2 separate regions of the Homo sapiens genome follow, and region 2 is linked to region 1. The links are chromatin loops, found by intact Hi-C in ENCODE. Cell type or tissue: PC-3. All regions are shown on one strand. Links, peaks and the distances in the headings refer to the core of each region. The heading gives the core; the rest is flanking DNA.

The links. Hi-C counts contacts between places; a loop is a spot of excess contacts. Peaks named below come from ENCODE experiments on the same cell type or tissue, not always from the same donor. Only the 100,000 strongest peaks of a DNase experiment are listed, where the experiment ranks them.
Region 2: a loop joins it to region 1, with 9 times the contacts of the local background. A loop is called at or near these places in 14 of 110 quality-filtered maps.

Annotation. Positions count from the first base shown.
Region 1 is chr18:48,026,020-48,037,570 of GRCh38, forward strand. ZBTB7C (zinc finger and BTB domain containing 7C) reads right to left here. Exons shown (of 5, transcript NM_001318841.2): 5 at 653-3,892. The coding sequence ends at 3,241. Among named protein-coding and RNA genes, the nearest start is that of SMAD2, 100 kb to the left of the region's middle. In PC-3, for the core only: CTCF peaks have their summits at 2,249 (motif pointing left) and 5,162 (motif pointing right); a DNase peak (open chromatin) is centred at 7,622.
Region 2 is chr18:48,224,732-48,236,282 of GRCh38, forward strand. The region is part of intron 2 of ZBTB7C (zinc finger and BTB domain containing 7C); the gene reads right to left. Among named protein-coding and RNA genes, the nearest start is that of ZBTB7C-AS2, 22 kb to the right of the region's middle. In PC-3, for the core only: a CTCF peak has its summit at 5,937 (motif pointing right); a DNase peak (open chromatin) is centred at 2,740; H3K27ac peaks cover 712 bases.

The sequences.
Region 1 (11,551 bases), core at 1,672-9,671:
GAGTGGAGGGGTGATTAGACTGAAGACACACAGCTTGGAGGAGTCTAAATTGGAAACCCGGATCTGTTCTTTTCTCTGTACCAAGAAACGCTGCATAGACGTTGCCTACTACAGCAAGAAAGGAATCAAAAATAGAAAAGAGGCTCTGGGTTGACCCTTGGTTTTCCAGAAATGCAATTCGAAGAACAGTGTTACCAAGAGTCTGGGCTGTGGGTTGTAAGTAGAGCTGACTCCATTCAATGACAGAAGTATATTCCTTTACCTTAGGTTCTTTTAGGATCTAATGTTCTTTGGGAAAGAGGCTCAGGTGAAGAAAGGAGGAGGCCGATGCCAGCACCGGGAAGTGAGAGGAAGGAGACCCAGATAGCAGCAGGGCCAGCCGGAGCCCATTCCGGATGCCAGGCTGGGGAACTGGCAGGACTTCCCTTGCTCACACATCCTGGGGTGTAGCTGCACACGTTTGTGAACACACGCACACACACGCACACCTCGCACTCAGGCCCACAGGTGCTGCAAAGCTTAAGATCCAACCATGCCTTACAAAGCTGGAATGTAAGAGACTACTGAGAATTGAGTTCTGCCCTCCCTACCATGCAACACCCCCAGATAACTGAAACGGCAATTGGAAGGGGGAATCAATCTCACCAGGTCATTAAGCAAGCATAGCTCACTTTTACTCAAAACACTGTCCTTTAAAGTATAAAATAAGGGTCAAAGGTTTTTTTTTTTTTCTTTGTTAAGGTGTCTTTGACATTATTTTAAGTTTATGACACCCAACAATTAAAAACCTTAAGACTGGCTTGTTGCTGTCCTGTGAACTTTCAGAAGTCACATCTCACAGAAGTGCAACTCTCAATATAATTTAATCAAGTCAATTAATACTGTTTAATAAATAGGCCAGAAAATTAGCTGAGAGTTTTTCTCGGCGGGATGTGGCGTGCGACCGAAGTTATGGAAGATTGTCCCTTGAATCACTAAGGCAAACTTTGTTGAGTGTCATTTTACGTAGAGCAATCACATAAAAAAAGAGTTATAAATAGAAAAAATTCCAAAGTTCTCCCACAGACAGACAGGGAAATTGAAACATCAAAAAAAAAAAAAAATTGAAGCAAAACAAAAACACAACCACCCCTCCCCCCACAACCCATTTGCTTCAAGTTCTTGATCATACAGTACTCAACATCTTTGGATATTTTACAATGTACAATTCCAAACTGCAGCCAAGAAAAAACAGAAAGAACTAACCAGTCATCTGAAAAATTGAGTTTATAAGAAGTCATCACCTTTACAAAATAAAAACAAAAGCCCCAACACCACTGGATTCCAATTTATTCATGTTTCCTTTTTTTTTTTTTTTCCTCTCTTTTAAAGTCTGGTTCAGCCCCAATCACTTGGCTGATGGGGGGGAACACGGGGGCACGTTGGCTGGTGGACATGGGCATGCTTCAGAGAAAAGTGTCTGAAACGAAGACAGGAATCTGAGAGGCGGCTGCCCAGGCAGATGACTTCTGAGAACAGAGGGTGTGTGTAGCAATCCTGCTGGCTGGAGTGGCATCCGGTGGTGTGAAGAATCAGGGGGTCTCTTCTGGAGAGTTGTGAGAGGGACAGAGTCTGTGCTCTTCTCTGGCCTTTTTGTTTGTTGTGTTTTTGCTCAGGAAAAAGCCAAGGCAACAGGAAGAGCTGAAGTCTCTTTGTGCCCATAGCACAGGGATTGGGGACTCCAGCCCTGGGCTCTCCCTGGGGACGAACCCTCCTCCTCTCTGGGCTGCTCAGAAACCAAAGCAAACTTGGCAAGAAAAGAGAGGGGAGGGAAGGAGAGAGAAGGTCAGGAAGGCACGGGGCCAGCAGAGCCTTCCTTTTCAGGACCTGCTGCAAATTCAAGAACCAGGAGAACATGTGACAACTCTAACTCACAGAGCCCTTCAAACCTCAGAGGCCTCCACCTCCCTGCACTGAGCCCTTTTGTCAAAAATGGGGAGCCAAATACTCCCACTTCATCCCCAGAGGGAGGAGGAAGGGGTTGAGGGGGTTCTCACACAGCAAAGGGGACCATCACTAGCAATGCCAAGGCCCTGAGGAACCCTCAACTCAAAAAACAAACAGATAAACCCTAGAAACCGGTGTTTTGTCTGTTGTCAGGAATCAGGATGAGGGGAGACTGTTGCCAGGTGTTAAGAGGTGGCCCCCATCTCTTCGATGTTGGCCCTGAGAGCCCCAAGACACTGCACAGCCTTGGAGGGGGCACTGGAGATGGGGGTAAACATTAAATAGCGCCCCCAGGAGTCCAGACATGAACAGCGGCCTGCAGGGAAGGTAGGGTAGCATTCTGAGTTCGCAGAGCTACCTGTGGGCTTTGCTGAAGCTCGGAAGCTCCCCTGATGACCTGATCTCTGTCTAGTCTGGCCATATTTCTCACCTATGCTAATATGCTAATATAGAGCTGGATGTGATAAAACTAAGTCCAGAAAGATAAACTGTTTCCCCATGGACTTGGGGAGTACAAAGCTTCTACCATCTCTGTGATTCTCTGGGGGGATAGGTGTGTATGTGTTTAGAGGTGGAGGGCGGAAACCTCAGTTACCAGCCCCTTCCATAGCCAGGTGACACTGAGCTACAGAGGGCTGACCTGTCAAGGTCACAGGACAGGTCAGGGAAGAAATGGCCCGGGCCTTCCAGAGCCTGGTTCCTGACTGGTTCCAGGAGGCCTCCCTGCCAACAGAGCATTTCTTTCTATGTGGCAGGTGGGTAGTTCTCAAAAAGACCCCGGGGCCACTGGAGACTGGAAAATGAGCCCTCAGAGGAGTGTTGGCAGAGACTTTGCCATAGGGGGTGGGGCTTAACCAAGGTGCATGCCCAGCCCCTACCTCCTCCTGCTGTGGCTGGCTGGGCACCAGGCCAACCACCCCCTGACCCCTCATGACTCACCCAGCTCCTAAGTGCCCCTGGGCACCCAGTTCTTTGTGGCATGGGCCGGTGCAAGTTTCTATATGAGAGCCAGAGAGACAGGGAGGGAGGCCCGGGCTCCTGGCCTTTTGGGAAAAGATGCCCGTCTCAGACCAGCAAAAGGAGGCAGCTGCTTTAGGAGCCCGGGAAAATGCCATCACTGATAGTATTATTATTATTTTCCCATTTTCCCTTTGTGTTTTTAAAATGAAAAGTTCAGATCCATGGGGTAGGGTAGAGTGGGCCTGGAGGGAGAAGGACTGGAGGGCTGGTGGGCTGGAGCCGACAGGGACCAGCCTAGTTGTTGGCTTCGGACATGGAGGCCACGTGGTTGAGGCCGGCGAGCCCAGGGAGGCCGGCCAGGCCGGCGGCCCAAGGGTCGGGCAGCGGGAAGTAGGGCCGCGCCGCCGCCACGTTCTCGGCCAGCGCGAAGGCCAGGAGGCCCCCCGCGTTCCTCTCAGCCTCCAGCTGCGCGCGCCCGAACAGCTTCATCTGTGTCTCCTCGAACTGCCGCTCCAGCTCTTGCAGGCTCAGGGCGCCCTTGGGCGCTGCCAGGAAGTGCTTGGCGGGGCTGGGGCCCGGGAGGCACACAGCTGCGCCGCCCAGGTGGCCGCCCACCTCGCCCAGCGCAGGGGGCATCACGAAGGCCGCCTTGTCGGGGGCCGGGCCGCCGGGCCCGAAGAGCAGGCTGGCGGCCCTCCACGCAGCAGGCTTGCGGCCGCGTCGGGGCCGTGCCATGCGGCAGCTCTGGCGCTTGATGTGGCGGTGCAGGTGGTCAGAGCGCGTGAAGCTCTTGTAGCAGAACTCGCACTGGTAGGGCCGCACGCCCGTGTGGATGCGCATGTGGTTCTTGAGGTCGTAGTTGTGCACGAACTTGGCGTTGCAGTGGATGCACAGGTAGGGCCGCTCCCCTGTGTGCTTCCGCATGTGGATTTTCAGCTTGTCCTGCCTGCAATGCAGAGACTGGGGGTCAGTCCCGCAGGGAACACCAGGAGCCATTCCTAACCTTTTGCTCCCCCTTTCTCCAGAACCAGCCGAGGCTCCCTACTGCCATGGAGTCAAACCCCAGAAATAGGTCTCATGCTAGATCTACCCTCAACTGCTGCCCCACCTTAGACAGGTATGGTTACTCACCTGGATTAAAGGGATGCGGAAAAAGCAGTGTCCTGAAAGCCCCACTCCCCCAAACTCCTTTTATACCCGAGCTCAGAGTCATGAAACTCCCACTCTATTAGGGGTTTATCTCACATACTGGGAAGATACTTCGCCAGAAGTCAGCATTTCTGACCTTAGTCCTCGGATAGTGCAGCGACTTCTGCTGATACTGGACTGCACTTTAATCTCATACCCACTCTCTCCAGGCAACCTTATGCTTTCCCTCCAGTTCATCTATATGCTTTGGCCCAAAGTCCCTGGTCCCATCCCAGCCCCCGGGCTATTGAGATCTGTCTGTGTTTGGCACTAATCTGGGAGGCTATAGAAGCTTGGGCACACCTTGTTCAAACCTCCTGCATGGTGGTTTCTTATCCTAAGCCTTGGGCTCTCCTCTTTGTCTGTAGACAATTTCAGGGTTTACAAAAGAGCCAGGTGCGAAAAGAATGCAGCCTAATCTAGGGCAAAACTTTGCAGGGTTTAAGTGGTATTATTCACAGGTAAGGTATGGTGTAGGGTGGGGGCGCCTGCACCTATTGGGGGTCTGGGAGCCTCTGCGCCAGCTGCAGACCCACCACCAACTTGCTGGTGACTTCAGGCAAGTTACTTAACCTCACTGCCCAGAGCTGAACCTGGTGCCAGACATCAATTCTCATTGTCCAGGGCTCATGGAAAGAACCTGGGTCTGTGTGAGCTAGATTCCACACACCTCCTGGTGGTCTTGACAGGAAAACTGATATCAGGGGGTTGTTTTCATAAACACTGAGCATTGGGTAAACCAGCTTAAGGTGGCTGAGGTATAGGCAGCTGGGCTGCAAGAATTCCTCTTGGGATAATTCGCAGCCTTCCCCAGTGGGGCCATAGGGGCCAGGAAGCTCTGTGTCTAGTCTCCTACTTCCTCCCTGCAGGTGTGGCTTGGGTGGAGCATCTGCCTATAATTTCAGGCTCTGCTTTGAGGTTAGAACAGATGTGGAGTCCAGGTGTCCTCCCTAAGATGGCCAGATTTAAACCCTGTTTAACGTAATCCTAGGACAGCAGGTGCAGGTCCTAGGCTCCTGGTGTCTCCTGGCCACTAGAGGTCTCACCAGCTCTCATTTTCAAAATGGTTCTCCAGGGGCAGAGCAGGAGAGAAAAGGACATTCCCATGAATACTGGCAGGCACTGTGAGAGGAGGATCAGAGAGGACAGATCCAGTCCTCCCACCTGTGCTCACAGGAAGGCTGGAGAGCCCCTGGGAGTGAGGAGAAGGGAAGTGGGGTCACCCTCTTCCCCTCCACATCCCACTGCTCCTGCCTTTTTTCAAACCCACCAGCCACCCCTAGGCTACATAGTACTCTGCTGTGATATCCCACCCCCTACCAGCATGCTGTGGTCTCTGTAACCCAGATTTCACCTAGATGATTGGATTTTTGAGGAGGAAGGGACTTCAGAGACCATTTAGGCCAGTGGGTCTCAAACTTAAGGATGCATTCGAACCATAATCAGGACTCAATAAAACAGTGCTGGGCCCTACTCCCAGAGAGTCTGATCAGTAGGTCTGGGATAGGGGAGAGGGACAAAGGATTTGCATTTCTAACCAGTTGCCACATGCTGGTGGTGGTGGTGGTCCGTGGACCCCACACTGAGAACCACCGGTCTAGGCAAAGCCTCCACTATGTAGGTGGGCAAACAGACCCAGCTGGGGAACTTGCCAAACTCACCCAGAGGGTCATGGCAGGCCCGGGAGTCAAGGCCTCTTTTCTCACCACAGCACTGTGACTGTGAAAATGGAAGTGTCGGGTGCCTGTACCCCTGGAGTGATGCAACTTCCCAGTCCTGAGGGATATGTCTTGGGCCTCCACAAATTCACCCAGGCTCTGATGGAAACACTGATGCTAGGTGGTCGGCTGGGCTCCCTCACCAGGCCTGGCAGAGGGCTCAGCTCAGAATCAGCTAAGCAGGGCTTTAAATGCATCATCTCATTACTCCTCACCACAACCTATGAGGTAGGTTTTTTTATTTTTATTTTTATTTTTTTGAGACAGAGTCTCACTCTGTTGCCCAGGCTGGAGTACAGTGGCATGATCTCGGCTCACTGTAACCTCCGCTTCCCAGGTTCAAGTGATTCTCCTGCCTCAGCCTCTCGAGTAGCTGGGATTACAGGCATGCACCACCACGCCCGGCTAATTTTTGTATTTTTTTAAGTAGAAACGGGCCTTCACCATGTTGGTCAGGCTGGTCTTGAACTCCTGACCTTGTGATCTGCCCACCTCGGCCTCCCAAAGTGTTAGGATTACAGGCGTGAGCCACTGTGCCCGGACAAGGTAGGTTTTTTTTTTTTTTTTTTTTTTTTTTTTTTGAGACGGAGTCTCGCTCTGTCACCCAGGCTGGAGTGCAGTGGTGCGATCTTGGCTCACTGCAAGCTCCGCATCCCGGGTTCACACAATTCTCCTGCCTCAGCCTCCTGAGTAGCTGGGACTACAGGTGCCCACCACTACGCCTGGCTAATTTTTTTTGTATTTTTAATAGAGACAGGGTTTCACCATATTAGCCAGGATGGTCTCGATCTCCTGACCTCGTGATCTGCCCACCCCAGCCTCCCAAAGCGCTGGGATTACAGGTGTGAGCCACCGCCCCTGGCCAGGTAGGTTTTTTTTAAGTCACTATTACACATAATTAGTAGCACTGACCCTTAGGGTCACTCTCAAACAATGGACAATATAAGTGGTAAATCTTCAAATGCCTCCCAAACTTCTCATTAGTGTATCTAAAAGAAGTCCCATTTTTGTGGCAATTGGTCCAAGGATGTAAGAAGTGCTGAGAAGGTGCCTACGATATCCTTTTATTGAACATCTGCTATGGGCAGGTAAATACATGACTTCATTGACCCTGGGAATTCATTATTCAGAGGCATATGGTATAGAGGTAGGGCCCCTCCAGGAGTCTGGGAGTCCCTGTTGTAGCTTCAGACCCACCACCAACTTGCTGGGTGGCTTTAGGCAAGTTATTTAACCTCTCTGTGCAGAGCTAAACCTAGGACCAGACATCACTTCCCATTGTCCAGGGCAGATGGAGAGAATCTGGGTTTGCGTGAGCTAGATTCAACACACTTGGTGTAATTTCCTCACTTGGACACAGGCAGAAAGGAGGCTCAAAGAAGTTAAGAGCTTCCCAAAGGTATACAGCTGGTGGGGGCAAAGGAACCTGGGGGGCTACCTGGCTGTGGTTTGTTTGTAAGCTATTCTGGGGATGAGAAAGGATGGATTTTCACAGCAGGGATTCCCAACCTGAGGCCTAAGAGGACTGCTGCAGAAAGGGCAGACCAGAACAATCAAGAGAGGGCACCGGTAGCCAGCTTTCTGCCTCTGTGGCCAGAAGACTGGGGTATGCCAATGGGAGGAACTCAGCCCTAGGCAGGAGCTTTCCCTAATGGAGACATTTGTGGGAATGGGGGCAAGGGGTGGGAAGAGTAGGCAAAGCTCATGATAAGCCAGTGCTGGAAAAAACTTCAGAGGATCATCTAGTTTACCAGGCATACTTTACCACATTCTGATTCATGGTCTGAGTCAGTGGGCCCAGTAAGTGACACTATTAGCAGTACACTTCTCAGGACCTTGAAAACACTGATCTAATTACTTCCAAGATAAGGAAAGAAAGGACCAAAGAGGGAATGGTGTTCTAGGGCCACACAGCCTCCTTCTTTACACTGACCTTTCCTGTGGATACTGTGACGTGCATTGGAGCTGGAGGTGGTGCCGGGCACACTCCAAGAACTAGATCAGTTCCCTTCCCTGGTCTGGGCCTTAGTTTCCTGATCTCTAAAATGCGGGTTGGGCTGCATCCTTGGGGCCTCTAGTGCTCCATGAGTGTATGCATCTGGGTAATGGGCTTCTGCCAAATCTCCTTCTGGAGTCTGTTTGGCTGGCTGGCTTCCTTGCTGCTTCACATATTCAATCTGCCTGTGGAAGCAGCGTGAGTTTAGCTGGAATATGTTCTAGCTGGAATCTCAAGAGCTGAGCTCTTAGTTACTTCTCTGTAGGAATGGAGGTCTGGCAGTTCCACTTAAAACTTCCCAAGGCCCCCTTGTCCAATGGCCTGTGTGCTCACTTACCCCTTAGCATGGCTTTCTGGGCTCTTCACAAGCTCACTGCCATCTCCTCTGCCAGCTTCCTGCCTGCCCCCCATGGTACGCTGCCCCACACTCTGGGCAACTCTGCATCTTTGAACACCTGCAGGTATGAACTGGACTGCCGGTCCCCCAGTGCACAGCCCACCACATTACAGGGTGGATGCCCTGTAAACCCTGGCTCCTTCCCCGTGTGTGCATGTCTTGTGCTTGGACACTGATGCTCTATCCTTAGGGCCCTCCCAGAAGGCCAAGCCCAGAGCCAGGGTGCCCCTTCCTCCCAGCCCTCTTCCTCCCAGCCCTCCTCCTCCCAGCACTCCTCCCTGCACGTGGCATGGAGTTCTGGTACCTGCTTTGATGAGAACCTGTGGGATGCTCTTTCGTACTCTGCACAACACACAACACTGAATGTAGATAGAGAGGAGGCTCACTGCGCGTTTGGTGACTGACTAGTGGTGCCAATTTCAGAACTCTCCGACTACAAATCCAACATGCTCCCCTCTGGCCCTGGTCCCCTTGTCTGCCATCTCGTTCCATCTCTCTGCATCAGGGACAGCCAAGGACATATGCACCCAAGCCTCGGTCTACATGCCTCCTTTCAGCCTGGAGAGCTCATCGTCGGGAAAGTCATGTGAGTCCTCATGAGCTCATTCCCAGAATCAAAGAAAAGGGCTGTGGGGCCTTGGCCTGAGGTCTGTGGCCTCCAGAAAGGCTCCCAATCAGGATAATGCTTTCCCAGCAGCCTCTACCTGGACTTCTTGTAACCCGATGGTTTGAGACACACTCTTCCTGCTACCACTGCTAATGCCATTACATTATCTTAATAGGGTTCCCAGAGCTGCCAGGAGTGGGAGGACTACAAAGAAAATAGAGGGAAGACAAAAGCCAGGCTGCTGGCTTATCTGGAGAGCAGGCAGCTGTGGGGGCACAAAGGTGGTCAGCATTCGGCTGGCACTGGAGGAGGCAGGTGGAGACTAAAAGGCACAGCCTTCGGGGTTCAGCGGAACTGGAAAGCGTGCCTTGTCAGAGAGTGACTGCGGTGCAGAGGTCGTCCATCCCCACCCAGGACGGTGTGCTCTATGGGACCTCTGCTGTCTCTGGGCCAGTCTGTTTTCATTTTGCAGTTTCTTGCCTTCACTACTGTCCCCATCAGGCATGGCTGGGGCATCTCTGGGAGCCAGGCTGTGACAGGATGCAGGGGCTCCAGGAGGGAGACCAGCCAGCCATGCTCTCTAGGAGCTACTAACAGAAGGGCTGGGGGAGGCAAGGGGCAAGTCTCTATGGCCTGCAATCAAGGACCCATGTGGTGGGAATTAAGAGGCGGAAGATGCACAGGCTTTCACAGGGCCCAGGGCCAGGCCCAGTTGGCAGTGATGGCTGCAGATGGGGCAAAAAGGTGTGCGGGGGCCACCTGGACCTGGGATGTCCGTGGGCAGGGAAAATACCCACCAAGCATAGCAGTGTCCCTGTGCATGAAGACAAATGCTTTATCTTCCTGAGATCACATGCTCCCTGTTCTTCTAGGCCCTTCCTAGGCATCACCTCTGGCCGAAGCCTGCCATCCTAACCTTTGGCTCCTGGCTTCCAGACTTTCTGGGAAGAGAAGGGAAAGGATTCCTGATGAAGAGGATCTAAGGTAATCTTGGTCCAGACTGCCTCTGCCCTATGACCTGGAGCTGTTTCTGTGTCCCAAGTCAGACCTGAAAGGGACAGGAGCTGCCTCTGTGGCCAGCACAGGCACAAGCCTTTCCCAGGAGGAAAACGGTGTCTTTGAACTAAACCGAGGGAGTGCACAGGCAAAGGGAGCCCAAGTGGCTATGGGGTGACCAGAGCTAGGAAGGGACAGCATGGGGCCAAAGAAATAGTTTGGTTGATGCCGTTGAGGCCCTGCCTAGGGAGATTTCATATTTGGAACAGATCAGTGGTGGGACACCTGGTAGGACTGGCTGGAATCTAGAGCTGCCTCAGAGGTGAGGTTCCTGACACCAAAGAACAGACAATACCATTGTGGGGCGGCCTCTGTCCCTCCTCTCTAGACCCACAGAATGACAGCAGCAGGCAGGGCCTTAGGGGTGAAGGGGCTCTGCTGGAAGGATTCCCATGTCCTCCCCCTGGGTTGTGGCTGCTGAGGTCATTAGTACGTCCCCGTGGGGTGTGGACATTCTGGGAGCTGGCATCTGGGAGGCTGTGACTCAGAGCCTGGGCTGAAGGGCTACCATGCAGGGGAAGGGCAGGCCTCTCCAGCACCCCATGGGGTGGGGCGGGGAGGGTGTCACAAGACCCTGAGCTCTTCCCAACATCAAGGAGGGAGGAAATGGGGCTTTGCCAGGGCAGAAGCTCAGCTGTGATGAAGGAAAGACTCGGGTTCCAGAAGGGGAAATGGAAATCATGTCCGAGAGAAGGACCTGAGGGCAGCATGTCTGGGTCCTTGCTGCGGGGACAAGAGTGACATGACAGGGCCCAGTCTCAGGAAGTGGCGTGGCCTTGGAAGGGAGTCTGGGAATTCTGCGTCAACGAGGCAGCCGTCTCTGCTCTAAGTGGCTGCTGAAGAGCTTCCAGGTGGAAGGGGCAGGTGTTAGGAATCGCGTTGGGGAATTCAGCCAAAAATAAGGTCCCCGTGGAAAGGCTGCAGGGAGCCTTGGCCACAGGGAGAATTACAGGAAAACCTCAACCTGGACAGACCACGCTTGGGGCTCTTCAAGCACGGAAAAGAATCCTTGCCGGGCAGTTCCAGAGATGGGGTGAGAAGCAAAGGCCCAGTGATTCTGAAGAATGTGAGGGGGAGGAGAGTGGGGAGTGTCCCACAAGGACAGCCACAGCCCACAGTGAGCAATAAAGCCTCTGAAGGGAGGCAGGCTGGAGCCATCTCCTCCACCCTGCCTTTCCCCAGCTCGGGGTTTCTCTCCTCCTGGGAAGAGAAGGACCCAAGAGCTTGTCTGATCTTTTTCGGGAGGGTCAGAGACCAGTGGGAACAAGTGGTGGGGGTGCTGAGGGGGCTGCAATGCAGCAGCTTCAGCTGGAGACAGGCCTGGGGCCAGATGGCCGTCATTCTGGAGCAGGAGGAACCCAAGGCCAGATGGCTGGATGACCAGAGCTGCCCCACTGCCTATCATCTGGCTGGGAGTGGGGACTGCAGACAGAGAGGCCACCCCAAGTGACCATCAGGAATGTGCTGGGAGGGAGGAACCTGGAATGTCACCCTCCTATACAACACAGCACTGCTGCCCAAACCAGGACGCCCACTCCCAGAGAATGTCCCAGGGTCCAGAGGGTGAGAAGTCTGTCTGCAGTGACTACGCACGGTTAAAACCTTCCCTTAAAACAGGGTGCACAGACTGTCCAGACCTGGCG
Region 2 (11,551 bases), core at 2,342-10,341, 200 kb after region 1:
GGGAAGAATCACAGTTATCTTTCAGAGTTGCTGGGCAGAGGATGTATACAAAACTATACATTTTGCATAGCTCTCAGGAAGCAGCTTAAACATACTCTACAGAGCAAAGTCAATTATAATGAAATCATTAAACTGGGTTCTATATACTCTGTTAACTCAAGCAACTACTTTTATATCTCTCTCTATGTATAATATACATTTCCATCCAAACTGCTAGAATATTTTGGTGACTTAAATTTATCCACAGTAAACTATCAGTTAAATATCAATTCATCAATTGGTTGCAGAACTCTCTTTGTAATATTTCTGATTGCCCTCTTCCCAGTCCAGGTAATCCAGGTGGCTTGGCATCTGCTGTATGGACCTATGTCTTTGCTCTATAAAACACAGGAGTATGCCTGAGCATAAATACTCCCCATCTACAACTGGCTTCCACCACTGTACCCCACTACACTTATCACCTACCTCATCTGATGGGCTAACCTGACATTATTGGAGTTTTAGAAATGGGAGGGAGAAGAGGTAAAAGAGGGAGAGAAAAGGGAGAGGGAGAGGGGAAGGGGAGGAAGCGAAAAGGGAGAGGGAGAGGGGAAGGGGAAGGAGAGGGAGAGAGAATGTAAAGAAAGAGGAAAGGGAGAGGAAGAGGAAAGGGAGAGGGAGAGGAAGAGAATGAACAAGCACAGTGACCCAAGACCCATGGAAACTGCCTGCTGCGTTACAGACAATAAGGAAAGCAGCTCTGCTTTCGGTAGCATGGCTGGTTATTTCAATCGTGCTTTCAATCATTCCTTCCATCCATATACACAAGCCCCCTTTTAATGTGATTTTGCTGTATCCCCCATGAGATGGTAGCACTTATTTTTTCAGCACTTGAATATAGACTGGCCTTGTGACTTGCTTTGGCCAGCAGAATGTGGAGGAAGTGACTCTGTAATTTCTGGGCCCAGGGCTCCAGAGGTCTTGAAACTTCTGTCCTCTCCCTCTTAGAATGTCACCATCATGTGAGGAAACACTTCCTAATTTTTTTTTTGAGACAGAGTCTCACTCTGTCACCAGGCTGGAGTGCAGTGGCATGATCTCAGCTCACTGTGACCTCCACCTCCCAGGTTCAAGTGATTCTCCTGCCTCAGCCTCCCGAGTAGCTGGGACTACAGGCAGACACCACCACGCCCAGCTAATTTTTGTATTTTTAGTAGAGACGGGGTTTCACCATGTTGGGCAGGATGGTCTCGATCGCTTGACCTCGCGATCCACCCGCTTTGGCGTCCCAAAGTGCTGGCATTACAGGCATAAGCCACCGCGCCCAGCCTGAGGAAACACTTCCTTAAGGATGGGAGAGACATGAAAAAATAAGCCCCGTCATCTCAGACTGTTCCAGCTGAACAAAGACATGAGAGCAAACCCAACCAACCCATGTGGAGCCCAGCCCAAGCTGCTGACCAAAATAGTAAACACATAAATGGTTACTGTTTTAGGCCACTAAGTTTGGGGGCTATTTATTACATAGCAATAGCTAACTGATACAGGTAGATCCCTTCATCCAGGAAACACCTCCAGGTGTCCTCTAAGCTGTCTCATGCTGGCATACAATGACAACCTCAAATGGCTAACTTCTTGCCCCATTTTAGTTTTTACTTCCTCCCAAATCTTAGTCCTTAACAATCAATCACAATCAACCATACACACTAAGCAAGGTACTATGTTGAGGAGCTGAGGCCTTTAAACAATGGTAGGGCTGGAAGGAATGGACTGTAGAGGTATTTAAGGCTAATTCCATCCTTCAAAAATGAGAAAACTGAGGGCCAGGCATTTTAGATTGCATGTGCATGACTGCACTGCAAGCACCTGGGGGTAAAATATGCATGACACACACCTTTGCAACCTCCAGGTGTCACATGAGGTGTCACCCATGGTGGGGAGCAGTACATGTTCACTGACAGCATGACTCTCTGGCCAGCTGGCCACAAGATTGAGTTTGAGCATCATACTGTTAGGAGTTAGGTATTCGACTGGGTGCAGTGGCTTATGCCTGTAATCCCAGCACTTTGGGAGGCCAAGGCAGGCAGATCATGAATTCAGGAGATTGAGATGATCCTGGTTAACATGGTGAAACCCCGTCTCTACTAAAAATACAAAAAATTAGCCAGGCGTGATGGCACACAACTGTAGCCCCAGCTACTCGGGAGGCTGAGGCAGGAGAATCGCTTGAACCTGGGAGGTGGAGGTTGCAGTGAGCCAAGATCACACCACTGCACTCCAGCCTGGGCAATAGAGTGAGACTCCATCTCAAAAAAAAAAAAAAAAAAAGAAAAAGAAAAAGAAAAAAAAAAGAGTTAGCTATATACTCTTTAGCCCTAAAGCACAGTTGCAGCCTCTCCTACCAACCTGCCTCTTCTCAAGCCCCAAGGAGAGCCAGCCATGCCTGAAAAGGCTGTCTGGGCCAGGAGGGCTTGGACAAGCATCCACGAACTGAAAGGCCACTGTATTCTGTTTACAGTGAGCAATGAAAAAGATGCCACTGTGTCCACCAGGAATGCTGCTGCTGCTGCAGCTGATTCACATGTGTACGGCCTGGCAGTTTAGAGGGCACCTTCAAAAGCCTCCTCCCATTGAATTCTCGCTCCATCCTTCTGGGCAGGTACATTTCTGGGGGTTTGTGGCTGAGCAAGCTGCTCCACCCTCTTCCTTTCTGCCGTCCTCTAGTCACTAAGGAGAAGGATGTGTCATTGTCTTACTTGGAACGGCCTCCGCCCAACACTGTGGGTTACCTTCAAGTCTCATCTTTCTGTTTGCTCTTAGTCTCCCTTTGCCACAGGAATTTCAAATGACCCCAAAAGTGTCAACGATTGTTTACACTGTCATTACTGTAATGAAGCCTATAGTGAATAGGAAATAAACTGACCACCTTTTAGAGTTTTGCTAATTCTTTCAGGTCCTAAACAGGAAGCCTGTTTTACCAAACCCTGCCTTACCACAAAAATTTTCACTGGAGATTGCTGGACTAGTCTTTGCCTTCTAGCAACGAAATAGGAAACATTGGGAAATTAAGAAAAGAAAAATTATAGGCTGCCTGGAAGGTATTATAATTTTTGCAGACATGGAGGGTCCCCTTGTCCTCTCCTTCTCTCCCTCTCAGAGTGAGAGGGCAGGAGTTTGGGTGAAACATTGTTACAAGGGGTAAGTGGTACACTAAAGAGCATAACTTCTCATTCCATATGAAAAGTCCAATGCAGGTGTTTCTGCAATGTAGCAATGGGAGGAAAGGGATGGGCATCAAAGAGAGAGAGGTGAGTGGGGCAAAAAGGTGATGGAGAGGCCGCCCCACCTGGAGGATGCTTCCAGCGTCTCCCTGAATGAACAGGTTGCCATTAAGCAAGTTAGATGGGGCAGGAAGCATGCTCAATGGCATGGCTCCCGAGCTGGGGAGACAGGACCTGGCTGGAGAGTATGACTGCAGGCAATAAATAGCAGTCCCAAGAGTGATAACCAACAGGTCCTCCACTCACATCCTCACATTTCACCTGTGCGGGCCTCAGTTCCTCATGGGAGAGGCAGACTACGAGACTGATTGCTGGTTCTGACCACAGATGATTTTGTTAAGGGTGAGCCCTGAGAGCAAATCCCTTCCCAAGCCTGCCTCTGGCCAGGAGGATGTTGCAATCTGCCTGGCACAGACAGCACTGGGTCCTTGCTATGAGAGAAGGTTATGGCACTGCTGGCCTTGCTGCGGATGGGTGGGGCACATCCTCTTGGGCCTCTCTGTCTCTCACCCCTGCATCCTCCTCCCCAGTAGGACCCCTCCTCACTGCTCCACCCACCAGCCTGAGAGTGGCTGCCAAGGGTGGAGGCTGCAGCAGGAAGAAGGGCAGTAGTCCTTGCCCACTGTGGTTGCCGCCCCCCTGCCTGCCCACAACCCTTCCCTGCATGCCAGGAGTCAGGAGGCTCTGAGTAGAAGCAAAAACCAGAGGCCTTTCAGCTCAGAGGGAGTCTCTCTCTCTCTGTCTCTCTCTCTCTCTCACACACACACACACACACACACACACTCGTGCTCATACACACTCGTACATGAACACACCCCCATGCACCCTTACGCCCCCACTTGTGCAGGTGTGCACACCCTCTCATACACAAACACACTCTCACTTTAGACTTTAACATCAAGGATATTTCTGTTCCCTTCTCTCTTCTCCTTCCCTCACAAAAGGACTCCAGCTGGCTCTCCAGTGGCAGCCACAGAGCCTCGAACCATCTGGAAACATAAGCACGGCAGGATTGTGCGAGGCTGGAGGTGAAGACAGCCGGGGTCATGGGAAGGGAGGCGGAAAAACAAGACAGTGCCAGATCCCAGTCAAAACAGCATGTTCGTCCCGCTCAAATCTCATCAAAATGCCAAGATTCCCCCTGCCACGTGCCCGCCCAGGCAGCTTGCCCCAGACCCCGACATTCTGCCTGAGCTGTGTGCCACCAGCCTTCCTGCCCCATTCCACCATCAGCACCCACTCTGGTGACTTCAAAAAACAGCCACACAGTCTAATTTTAGCTCTAATCTTCCCTGGCCATGGTTGTGTGGTTTCTAATTATTTTATTCCCAAGATTTACCTTGATGGATAGTTATACATTTTCCAATTTACTGTACAATATCTTGTAAAGTGCCCTTTAAAAAAAATGTGTGGATAATTCCATGTTGTTAATTTTCCCAGCTCTAAGGAGAAATCTGCAGATAATCGCCTGCCCTAGAAGCTCTGATTCAATCCCCATTTCCTTTAATACTAATAAAATGGACAGTTCATTTATAAGAAGTTCCCTAAAAGAGGGTATGAAAAACATTATATTTCTTTTAAAGTTGTTAAAGGGCATAAATCCATTACTCAGATAGAGATCGCTTAATAATTTAATGCCTTTGGCTTGGCATTGTTCCCAGAATATTTTCACTTTATCTGTCTTTATTTCCAGGTTGGAACAAATTGAGGAATAATCAGCTCTGTTGGCGGGAATTGTCGAAGAGTCTGCAGGGAGGCCCGAGGAAGACGTGGGGGAGTTGGACAGCCTTCCTGACTGTCCATCTCCCTCATAGGCCTTCAGTCCAAGGAGCGGGGCAGGTGTGGGGCACTGAGGGGGTGGCCAAGGGGGAACAAGGCTTTCCTTTTGGCCTCCACGTGGTGGGGAATGTGCCCTGCAGGTTGTCTGGCAGGCTCTGCTTTCCGGGAAGCAGGGGGCTGCCTGGGAGGCAGCCACCCCCACCTCCCTCCCTCCTGCCCAGTGAGGCAAACAGGTGGGAGGGCCTCGAAGCAGAGCCTTTCTGCAAAGGGGATTAGTTTGCATTTTCTAAATAAAATCATTTACATGATGTATTAACCCAACCCCATAATTAAAATCATTAATGTTTCTTTGTGCAGATTAGCCAAAAAGAGAAACTAAGTGCAGGAATCAACATTCCTTCTTACAGGCTCATCAAACAACACTCCCCTGAAGAAGGCTTGAAAGCTTCATCCACCAGTCCTCTCCCCAACACAGCAAGGTTTATCCCCTGTTCAGGGATTCTTGCTGACTAGTTTCAGCAGTGTTTGCAGGATGTCTGCCCCAACCTAGCTGAAAGCAACCCAGTGGGAAGCTGGTTGGGAGCTGGAAGCAAGGCCTGAACAGGACAGTTGGGCTTAAACACAGCTCTCAGACGGAATCCCTGTGTATTCCTTTTCCTTGCTCCTCAGTTTCCCCTAAAAAAATAAAGCCACTGAACTAAAATGATGCCTATGGGATCTTCCTAGAAGTTTCCCAGCACCATGACAGGTGTGCTGCTCCCATGCCTGGGACAGATTTTTGGCCATAATTGGTGCTCAGCTCAGGTTTGTTGAAGAGAATGGAATTGAACATGCTGGAAGGGGATGGACATAGGATGGGAAGAGGTGAAGACATCATCACATCTGGTGCAAGGATGTGAGCTGCCAGTGGGTGGGGCTGTGCAGCTACTGATAGTCCAAGGCGAAAGGGCAGCCTGAGGCCAGCAGCATGGCGCCATAGAGGAAGAGTTAACAAACACTGCTAGGGGAAGGTGCAGAGTGAGAGTGCAGACCCAGGCATCTCTGCACGGAAAGCCCCCTGCCCCTACAGGCTCAGAAGTGCCTGCTCCCGCTGCCTGGCCTCTCCCTGCTCCTGGTGCCCACTCTGATTTTGGAGCAAAGTTGTGGCCAAGCCTGGGAGCTGTCACAAGCCAGCTGGGTATGTGCATGCTCAGGCCAGAACTGACACACCAGACCCCTGCTGCCTCGGCCCCCTCTGGACTTTGGGTGCCAAGGAGAACGGGAGGGAGTCTGAAGGGGTGCTAAGGGTGGCTTGGTGCAGGCTTGCAGGCACCTTTGGCACTAACAGCCTGGGCGCACTGGCACTGTGGATGGCCGGTTAATGGTAGCAGGAGGCAGACAGGCTCCTGGGTAAAAAGTGCAGGTCCCTGGTGAAACCCCACCTTCAGGCCAGGGACAGCCTGAGGCCTGGGGGCCAGGCTGCCATTTCCACAGACCAGAGTGAGAACTTATGGTGCTTTTTCTGGACCCTCCCATGGCCACCCATAGACCAATCAGAGTGCACTTTCTCCCCTCTGAAGCCCATAAAAACCCTGGTCTCAGCCAGACTTGGATAGACAACAGGACAACCTGCCTGCAGAGAGGAGCTACCCACTGTACTCTCTACTGAGAGCTGAGAAAATAATAGGATGAACTGCCTGCAGAGAGCAGTTACCCACTGTGGGTCTCCTCTCTGCTGAGAGCTGAGCAGACAACAGGCCAACCTGCCTGTGGAGAGGAACTACACGCTGTGGGTCTCCTCTGAGCTGCTCTGTTGCTTAACAGAGCACCTTTTTGCCTTGCTCAGCCTTCACTTGTCCACGTACTTCATTCTTCCTGGATGCAGGACAAGAACTCAGGACCCACCGATGGTGGGGCTGAAAGAGCTTTAACACAAACAGGGCTGAAGCATGCCCCTTGCTCATTATATTGCAGGCACCAAAAAGGAGAGAAGAGAGAAGGAGAGAAGAGCTGCGGCCCTTTGGGAAGCCCAGACCAAGGAGCTCCCTGAGCCAGGGCTGTGACACCCTCTTTAGGGCTCTGCGGTTCCAGGCACCACCAAGTTCCCCAGTGCCAGCCATGTAAGCTTCTTGTGGTAGGGTCTGGTCCCGGCACAGCCTTGCAGGGAGCTGGTACCTGTGCCAGTGCCTGGTGCTGCCCACCCTGCTGCAGCCAGCATGCTTAGCTGTGCACAGTGGCCAGACCCCATGCTCATTTGCTCACATACCCCTCGCTGCTCCACACCTGGCTCATCCTTGGCAGGCGTGGGATCCAGGCCAGTAGTGCCAGCTGAGCACAGCCTGCCAGGCTGAGTGGGCAAAACGAGCCCAGGAGGCCTGAGCAAAACTCAGGCAAAGGCACTACTGGCCACAGAGGTTTCCAGCCAGAAAAGTAACACTCCAAGGATCCTGAGACAATGTGAAGATAGAGGCAAAGATTGGAGTGGTGCATCCATCAGCCAAAGAACACTGATGATTGATGCTAATCCTCAGAAGCTAGAAGAGGCAAGGAAAGATTCTTCCCTATAACCTTAAGAGAGAGCCCAGCTAATACCTTGATTTCAGACTAGAACTGTCAGAAAATACATTTCTGTTGTTTTAAGCCACCTACTTTGTCATACTTTGTTATGGCAGCCCCGAGAAACTAACACATCTGCCAAGATGCCAGACTTGTGAGTGATACTATCCTGGACCCTCTAGACCAGCCCATCTGCCAGCTAAGTACCACCATATGACCTCAGTTAAGGTCACCTGGAACAGAAGAATCATCAGCTAAGATCTGTCCAAATTCCTGATCCACAAAATCATGATATATAATAAAATGGATTGTTATTTTAACCCATGAAATTTTGGGGTACTTAGTTTTGCAGTAATTGAAAGACATACACAGTAAGTCTGTGGCTGAACTGGAACTAAAATTTAGGTCTCCTGCCTCCTAGTTAATTCAGTAGGGCTTTCCATTCTCCATGGCTTCTCCTGCTCATAAGCCAGTTATTATTCTCAGCAGTTTCATTTGCATACATCTCATAAGTTTTATCCCAGTACCCCAGTTAAGATGTACAATTCATTGAGAACAGATAAACAGCATGCCATCTTGATGCCACCATCAACACCAACCCCCTGGTTGAGTGTTGGAGGTGAAGGCTATAAGCAACAGCAAAACAACAGAAACAAGAAGGGCATGTAGGTGAAACAGTATATAAGAGTACAGGTTTTGAGGTGGCAGGGAGTAAGGATGTTGAATGGGAGAGGCATGTCATGGCTTGAATATGTCCCCTCCAAAAGCATATATTAGAAATTTAATTCCCAATGCAGCATTGGCAGGTGGGGTCTAATGAGAGGTGGTTAGGCCATAAGGGCTCTACTCTCACGAACAGACTAATGCCATGATTGTGGGAGTGGGTTTATTATAAAATGACAAGTTTGCACTCTCTCGCGCGCACGCTCTCTCTCTCCCTTCACCCCCCACCTTCCTCCATGAGATGACACAGCAAGAAGGTCCTTGCAAGATGCCAGCACCTTGATATTGGACTTGCCAGCCTTCAGAACTGTAAGAAATAAATTTTTCTTTATAATGTATCCAGTCTCTGGTATTCTCTTACAGAAGCACAAAATGGACTAAGATGAGGTGAATTCAGATTGTAAAAGGCTTTGAATGTCAGGCTAGAAAGCCAGAATACAAAGAGCATACATAACAGTGGATATCCTAACAGGAAGACCGGTGAGCTGGAATCAGTCAGTGCTATCTTACTGCCTACATTACTGCCCCTGTTCTAGCTGACTGGATGCCACCTGCTTTCCCCAGCTTCCTAGCAGTTAAGGACACTTGTGAAACACCTGTACTCAGAAACGCAGCTACAACATAAGCCAAATCGACAGCACTTTTGAAAATCAAGGTCTGCATGTTGAGAGCCATGTTGTTTTTAAATGGGTGTTCATAGTTTCTGGGATAGGTCCCATATTCATCTGTGCTTTTTTAATAAAGGGAAATGTTTAGGTAAATTATATCAGCTGCTGCCAGGGGGTGGGAGGCTGCTTGTGGCAAAGCCCAAAGGCCGAGAAATTCTAGAAATGCATTTATGAGATTTCAACCTTGCCACCTCAGAGCCTCTCCAGGTGGTAATGGCCTCTCCTTTGAGGGTGGTTGGGTCAGTTCCATCCACATCAGTCAGTCATTATCTCCGCTCAGTTCCTTCCAACACTAAACTTTCCAGTGAAAGTCCTTTCCCATGTATCAACCTCCAGCGCCACTGATCACAACCCAATAGCCTCAGTGGAATTGCTCCCAGAGGTTTAAGCACCTAGAATGCCCTCCCCTTTTATCCCAATCTCAATCCTATGTGACCCTCAAGATCCAGCAAAAAAAAAAACAACCCTTCTTTCTGAAGTCTTCTGCAACGCTATAGTCCACAAGCAGACTGCTTTCTCTCTGAGTTTACAATGCGTTATTATATACTATACCATATTCATAGTAAGATGTTTTATAATATCTATTATCTTAAACTATTTTACAGCCACCTAAATACATTTTTAATTTATAATTTTAATAAAAAATAAGACACACTGATGGCAGAAAAAAATTGAAAAACAAACATGTATGATGAAAAATAGGTTTCTGTCTAACCCCAACCCCGGTCTTTTCCCCAGAAGAAGAAACTTCTGTTACTGGTTTCTTGTTTAGTTTTCCAGAAATACTTTATGCCTATATAAGTACATGTGTACATGCGTGTGTGTGTGTGTGTATTTACCTGCTAGGGTGCAATACGATTCACAGCACACCATGAACTCTTTCCACATCTTGCTTTTTAATGACCTATTAAGCCTTGCTTTGTGACCTCATACTAAGTTGGTTTTGGGAATTGCTCATGTGTGCTTGAGAAGAATATGTATTCTCAATTGGACATATAGCCACTACTTTAAACATCTTCATTGCCTTTTTCAAATCTTCTGTTTGCTTACCAGTTTTTGGGAATAGTTTATTTATCAATTACTGAGAAAGGTGTATTTAAATCTCCTGCTCATGAGGGTGGATTTATCCATTTTTCCCTGTAGCTCTGTATTTCCTTTGTGTATTTCGAAACTAAGTGCATACAAATTTAGAAGTGATACCTTCCTAGAGAATTGAAAATTTATTATTATGCTGTGAACCTTGTTAGCACTAATAATGCTTCTTGCTTAAGAAATTTATTTTTGTGATATGAATATAACAATACTAGCGTTCTTTTGGCCAGTGTTTGCCCAGTGTATCTTTTTCCACTCATTCACTTTCAATTTTTTTTTGTCTCTTAAAACTGCAGACAGGACTGAACTTGAGTTTTTGTTAATCCAATCTGACCAATCTCTCTTTTAGCTGGTAGATTAAACCTATTTATATTTATTGTAATGACTAATAGAGATATACATTTATTTTACCATTTTATATGGTGTTTTTTTCTACCATTTTTTCCTCTCATTTATAACCTCCTTTAGAAAAAATTGAGGTTTTAAAATTATAGTTTCCTCTTCTGTTTTAGAAATTACACACTCCATTTCTACGTTTTAGTGCTTACTCTTAAATGTTTTAACATGAATACTTAACTTGAAGTCCAAAATTAATACCACTACATTTTCTTCACCAAATCAAGGACTGTAGAGCACTTTGTGCTCATTTCATTCTATGTTATATATTTAAATTTTAGATGTATCTCATTTTTTTCATCCCATAATGAATCATTATTGGTGTTTTTGTAAAATTAACATTTGTTTATATTTACCCATCTGTTTACCAAGGTTTTTGTTCTCCATTGCATCTTAGATCCTCCTTCTGCGACAAGTTTCCTTCTTTCTTAAATACATATTTTAGGAGTTCCTTTGGTGACTCTCCTTTAGTGTGAACTCTCTGAGTTTTTGTTTGTCCAAATTTTTTTTATTATTTATAAACACATAAAATCCTCATTTGATACATTACCCCCCGCCTCAGCACTTTGAAGATGTCTTCTAGCTGCCAAAGTTGCTGCTGAGAAGTCAGCTGTTTTTCCAGTTTTGTTGTCCTTTGTAGGACATCCATCTTTCCTCCCTGGCTGATTTAATACCTCTCATTAATATCATACGATTTCACTTTCAAATTTCTAAACGTGTGTTTCTTTTCATTTATCTTTATGAGATCAACTTTACTCCCCTAATTTGAGAATTTAAATTTTTAATCAATTCTGAAAAATCCTCAGCCATTTTCTCTTTAAAGATCACCTCTTTCTCAATCTCACTACTCTTTTACCTTTAAGAATTAGACATGTGTTAGACCTTCCTATTCAGCCTTCTGTGTCTCTTCGCATCTCTGGTATTTTCTTAATTTTTTGTTTCTCTATTCTGTATTCTGAATAATTTTTTCATATCTACTCGTTAGTTCACTAAATATCTCTACAACCAAATCTACATTTTCCCATACTTCTCATCTAACTCTGATTCCCTATGTCCAAGTTTATCTAAATCCTAGTAGAGAATCAATCTAAGTTAACC